Regions from separate parts of the Homo sapiens genome. Here region 2 is linked to region 1. The links are chromatin loops, found by intact Hi-C in ENCODE. Cell type or tissue: GM12878. All regions are shown on one strand.

What was found. A loop is a pair of places that touch in the nucleus more often than their neighbours do. Peaks named below come from ENCODE experiments on the same cell type or tissue, not always from the same donor. Only the 100,000 strongest peaks of a DNase experiment are listed, where the experiment ranks them.
Region 2: a loop joins it to region 1, with 2.6 times the contacts of the local background. A loop is called at or near these places in 1 of 110 quality-filtered maps.

What each region holds. Positions count from the first base shown.
Region 1 is chr10:108,357,730-108,360,229 of GRCh38, forward strand. No RefSeq gene overlaps it. Among named protein-coding and RNA genes, the nearest start is that of LINC01435, 290 kb to the left of the region's middle. In GM12878, no CTCF peak of the experiment used is centred here; a DNase peak (open chromatin) is centred at 1,372.
Region 2 is chr10:108,782,699-108,785,198 of GRCh38, forward strand. The region is part of intron 3 of LINC02661 (long intergenic non-protein coding RNA 2661); the gene reads left to right. Among named protein-coding and RNA genes, the nearest start is that of LINC02661, 75 kb to the left of the region's middle. In GM12878, a CTCF peak has its summit at 1,439 (motif pointing left); a DNase peak (open chromatin) is centred at 1,393.

The DNA.
Region 1 (2,500 bases):
GGCTGGAGTGCAGTGGCGCGATCTTGGCTCATTGCAAGCTCCGCCTCCTTGGTTCACGCCATTCTCCTGCCTCAGCCTCCCGAGTAGCTAGGACTACAGGCTTCCCCCACCACGCCCGGCTAATTTTTTGTATTTTTAGTAGAGACAGGGTTTCACCATGTTAGCCAGGATGGTCTCGATCTGCTGACCTCATGATCCGCCCACCTCGGCCTCCCAAAGTGCTGGGATTACAGGCATGATCCACCGCGCCTGGCCTGACTTTGGTTTTAATAAACTTTCCTTGTATCTGGACCAGAGTGGTTGGTACAATGGGTTGGATGTTTGAGTTTATGACTTTCAAGAACCATCCCAAATTATACAGAATTGGGACTATGTTTGTGAAAAGTTGCTTTCTGTTTTCTCTTGTATATAAAGGATGCTATGTTTTATCATTTGGTCCTAAAGTAATTCACAAAAGAAAAATTCTGCTTTTCTAATCATCTTAACTTTGAATATGGCTTCAGGCAGGAATTGCAATGTCTCATTCATGCATCTCATTTAGCGCTTGGGATGTAGCATGCCCAATGTGTTACTGGGTTATGAAATAAAATACTATATTAAGATGAACTGGCTGATTTCTTCACTGGATTGCTGTATGACCATCAGCAGACATATGACCCATTTGAACCTGTTTCCTCACCAGAAATATGGAGATGATAGTTTTTGCTTGGTTTCCTCCCAGGTTCATTGTGAAAATTCTTTAAAATCTCTAAATTCACATAAAATGCAAAATTTACCAGTATACAATCTTTTTGTTTTAATTTCCTCTGAGAAATGTGATCCTGATCTATGAAAATTATTTTCATAGTTCCCATCACCCAAGAAGCAATAGGAACAATTCCCAACCACAAGTAATTGAGAGCACATTTCCTAATACTAAGAAGTGTTGGATTCATAACTCATAGTACCTGAAGCTGACACAAAGAATGTATTTGTTTTCACACACTGAATAATCTCCTGAAAAAGTCCATTTTCATTAGCTTCTGAGTTTTATTGTTGACTTATATCCTGAAGTTATCTTACAGTATCTGCAAAAGTAATTATGGAAGCCATTTGGAACAAGAGCAGAGAGAAACAACTGGCATTATAATACATAGCATGTTGGAGGCACAGTGATATTAACAAACCCACTCATTAAAAGTGGGCGGAAAGATATTCACCTGGAGGAAATTGCAATTGCTCACTGCCAGGCATGGTGTAGTCATGAGAATCCATTTCTGAAACAGGCAAACCTTCCTCTCTTATGTTATTGAGTCACAAACCCGGACCTTTAGTTCATTCATCATGGGAAGTAGTTCAATCTAATGGACTGAGTGGGACTGCGTTGTTGGCTGGTGACTCATTCAGTTACCTCAGCAAATTACTCATGTTTTCAGGATACTGAAATTATTGGTAAAAAGATGTAATTTTACCACCAGCTGACCCTAGAGGGCACAGTTTTATTGATAAAAGAAAATGAAATATTGATAAGTTTAACTTTATTGTTCATTTGTTTGGGAAAATAAAGGTAAAACAAAAATCTTAAATTCAGTATCTGTCTCTTAATGATTCCAGGCACGTTCTAGCTACCTGCACTATTTTGTTTCGGTAGGGAGATAGCAGAGCTTCATAAAACACACAATTTTAAAGTTAGACTACTAATACTCCTGTCTAATCTGGGGACATCAATCAACTTTTCAAGGCCTCAGTTTCCTCAACTGGAAAGTGTGGTTCCTATTGTAAAATTCTCATAGACTTTTAGTAAGAATTAAATGATGTGATGATACAAACACAAAGAAGTAGTGAATAAATACTAGTTATTGTCATGAATTGTTATTATTGTATTATTATTTCATACAATGATGACCATATAATTCAGGCCATAAATGTATCTGCTGTCTGCTTTCCTCCTTTCACCCTCACCCTTACAATCTATTTTTTTTTTTTTTTTTTTTTTTTGAGACAGAGTTTTGCTCTGTTGCCCAGGCTGGAGTGCAACGACACAATCTCGGCTCACCGCAACCTCCGCCTCCCAGATTCAAGTAATTCTCCTGCCTCAGCCTCCTGAGTAGCTGGGATTGCAGGCATCCACCACCACACTTGGCTAATTTTGTATTTTTAGTAGAGACGAGGTTTCTCCATGTTGATCATGGAGAACTCCCGACCTCAGGTGATCCACCCACCTCGGCCCCCCAGAGTGCTGGGATTACAGGTGTGAAACACTGTGCCCGGCCAACAGTCTTATAATAAAATAGAAATACTATAGAAGTTGAAAAATAATCAATACCATCTGATTTGAAGCTACCCTAAAACATAGTTTTGTTTTCCTGATTTCTGGACAGCTTCTTTCTTTGACCTCTTAAAACTAGGTGACTCTATACAACCTCCTGGATCTGCAAACCCGGTGTGCACTTGTGACACACAGTAATTAATAAGTATTCAGGATAAAACCAAAATATATTCAATCCTTGATCCAGTTGCC
Region 2 (2,500 bases), 420 kb after region 1:
AGAAGAAATCACTTAGGCAGATAGTAAGGGTATGGGAGACTTCAGTAACTTTACTTTTTAATGAAAAGCAGCCCCAAATCATTTTCTAACAAAGAGTAGCCTGTAAAGTCGAGCTGCAACTGTAGACAAGCCAGCTGGGAACTTGCATGGGTGAATGCTGGCAGGAACTAGGGACTAGACATGTTCAAGATGGAAGCTCTATCTTTGCTTCTCTGCCAGCCACGTGTACAGTAAGAAGCAGACAAGATGGCACTGGCCAAGGGAAGAATTCATTTGTGTAATAAGATTATGGTGGGGCAACCAGCCTTCTGTATGCACTATGTAAACATCATACCTGATTGAACCTATCTGTGAGTCCTGTGTAAATCAGACATTGCTTCCTCTCAAGCCAGACTATAAAATCCAGTGCATCTGCCACCAGCCGATCTTCCCTCTTGGAAGTCCCCTCTCCCTTACTAGAGAGAGAATGCTGTTTTCCTTTCTCTTTCTTCTGCCTATTAAACCTCTACTCCTAAACTCCTTGTGTGTGTCAGTGTTCTAAATTTTCCTAGCATGAGATGACGAACCCCAGGTATACAACACAGACAACGTAGCTGTTTCATATTGGGGACCTCATCCAGGATACCAAGTTACAACAGTCATCAAAATGGTGAGTAGAGGAGTGAACTCCAACTCTGTCCTTTCATTTTGGGGCTCTTGGACTCCATTTTAAAACCAAATCAAACCAAATACTGGGCCACCTTTAGCCATTTAAAAATGAGTAGCATGGATGCTAGCCTTATAAGACTTAGGGGACAGGCTTGCTGGGGAGAACATAGAGAATGCCCCAGTACCCGTGTGTTGCTGAGCATGTTGGCCATATTTGTATCAGCTTCCTTTCATGGAAGACAGCCATCACTTGAGGCTGGAAGAGGTTCTGGGGCAACTGAGGATTTCTGGCTACCCCCCGGTGTTATCCAAAGACATCTGGACTGACACCAGCCTCCAACTGCCTTATGGGGTGTCAGCAACAAGATCTCCAACTTTTCTATCATAATTTCCTCCTTTCCTTTCCGCAACCACCATATCGTCTATCCTCTCTGTGTATGCAATGTGTGGGAAGTTTTACGGTTCAGGGAAGTAATCTTGTTAGGCAAGATCAGGGAATGCATAGTAACTGGGGAAGGGAAGGCATCTTTCTGATTTTCTACAGAGGGTCCCCTCCACCACAGTGAGCATCACTCTTTGCCCTTGGTCTAGAGAGCACAAGTCATTTTCAGATTCTCTCTGCCCTCGATCTGGAGAGTGCATCACACTTCCAGGTCTCTCTCTGCAGTTGGTCTGGAGAGCACATGGCATTTCTAGGTATCTCTTTGCCTTTGGTCTGGAGAGCACATGGCATGTCAAGGTCTCTCTCCCATTGGTCTGGAGAGTACATGGCATTTCAAGGTCAACAGCACCACCTAGTGGAAGAGGGAACCTGTCCATGAGGCACATTGTCAGTCCTTTACCTAAATATTCTATCTTCCCAATTATCTTCCCCTTTTGCTCCTTTCTACTAGAAATTAGGCTTCATGTTGCTTCTATAAACCAGAAAATCCTGCCTTCAACAACTAGGAGTAAAATATTCTCCAAAGCCAAATTTTAGTCTTGATACTGTTCCATAGCAGGAAAATGGCCATTTGGTCCCTCCATTCTTTTAAGGCACCTATTCCTCCTCGAATTAGAATGGTACTTAATTAGTAAGGGGATTTTAAGTTTGGAAGTTAACCAGAACCATTCTCTAAGGGTAAATGCTTTAGTATGCTATACTAAATCATATTTAAATTTAGCATACTAAATTATCTGGCTATAATAGCAGGATACAGACCTCAAACCAGTATACTTCCACCATTAAAGAAGGAAGTGCAAAAGTTGCCCAAATGTAATTGTCACATAGTCTCTCCCAAGATCCATTCTTTTGAGGAGCCAGGCGGGTCACACAAGTCTAGGAAGTCAAAGGGAAATCACAGGCAGAGGACTAGATCTGCATGGGTGAGTGTGACTAATCCCAATATCTTAGTTCCTCTGGTTCCATGGCTGGGGGTCACACCTGGAACGATGGGCATTGCATCTAACAAGGTGCGGGGACCCAGGAACCAAGGAAGGAAAACAGCAGGGGGGCCGTGCCCATCGTCTTCCTCTCCACCCTGGGTCACAACAAAAGGAAGGAGACTAAAGGGATGCCTTTTTCTCACTTCTCTTTCTAGATGGGTAAGAGATTATCTTCAGCCTATACCCCTCTGGAGTGCATTCTGAAGCACTGGGATTCCTTTGACCCTATGACTTTGAAAAAAAAAAGTGGCTCATTTTCTTTTGCACAAGGGCTTTACCTTCTTACCCTCTTGAACCAGCCTGGCCTTTGGAAGGGAGCCTTAATTTTAATATCCAACAGGTAGGTCTTTTCTGCAGATGGGAGGGAAAATGGTCCAAGGTACCTTATATACAGGCTTTCTTTGCCCTGTGAGACAACCCAGACTTT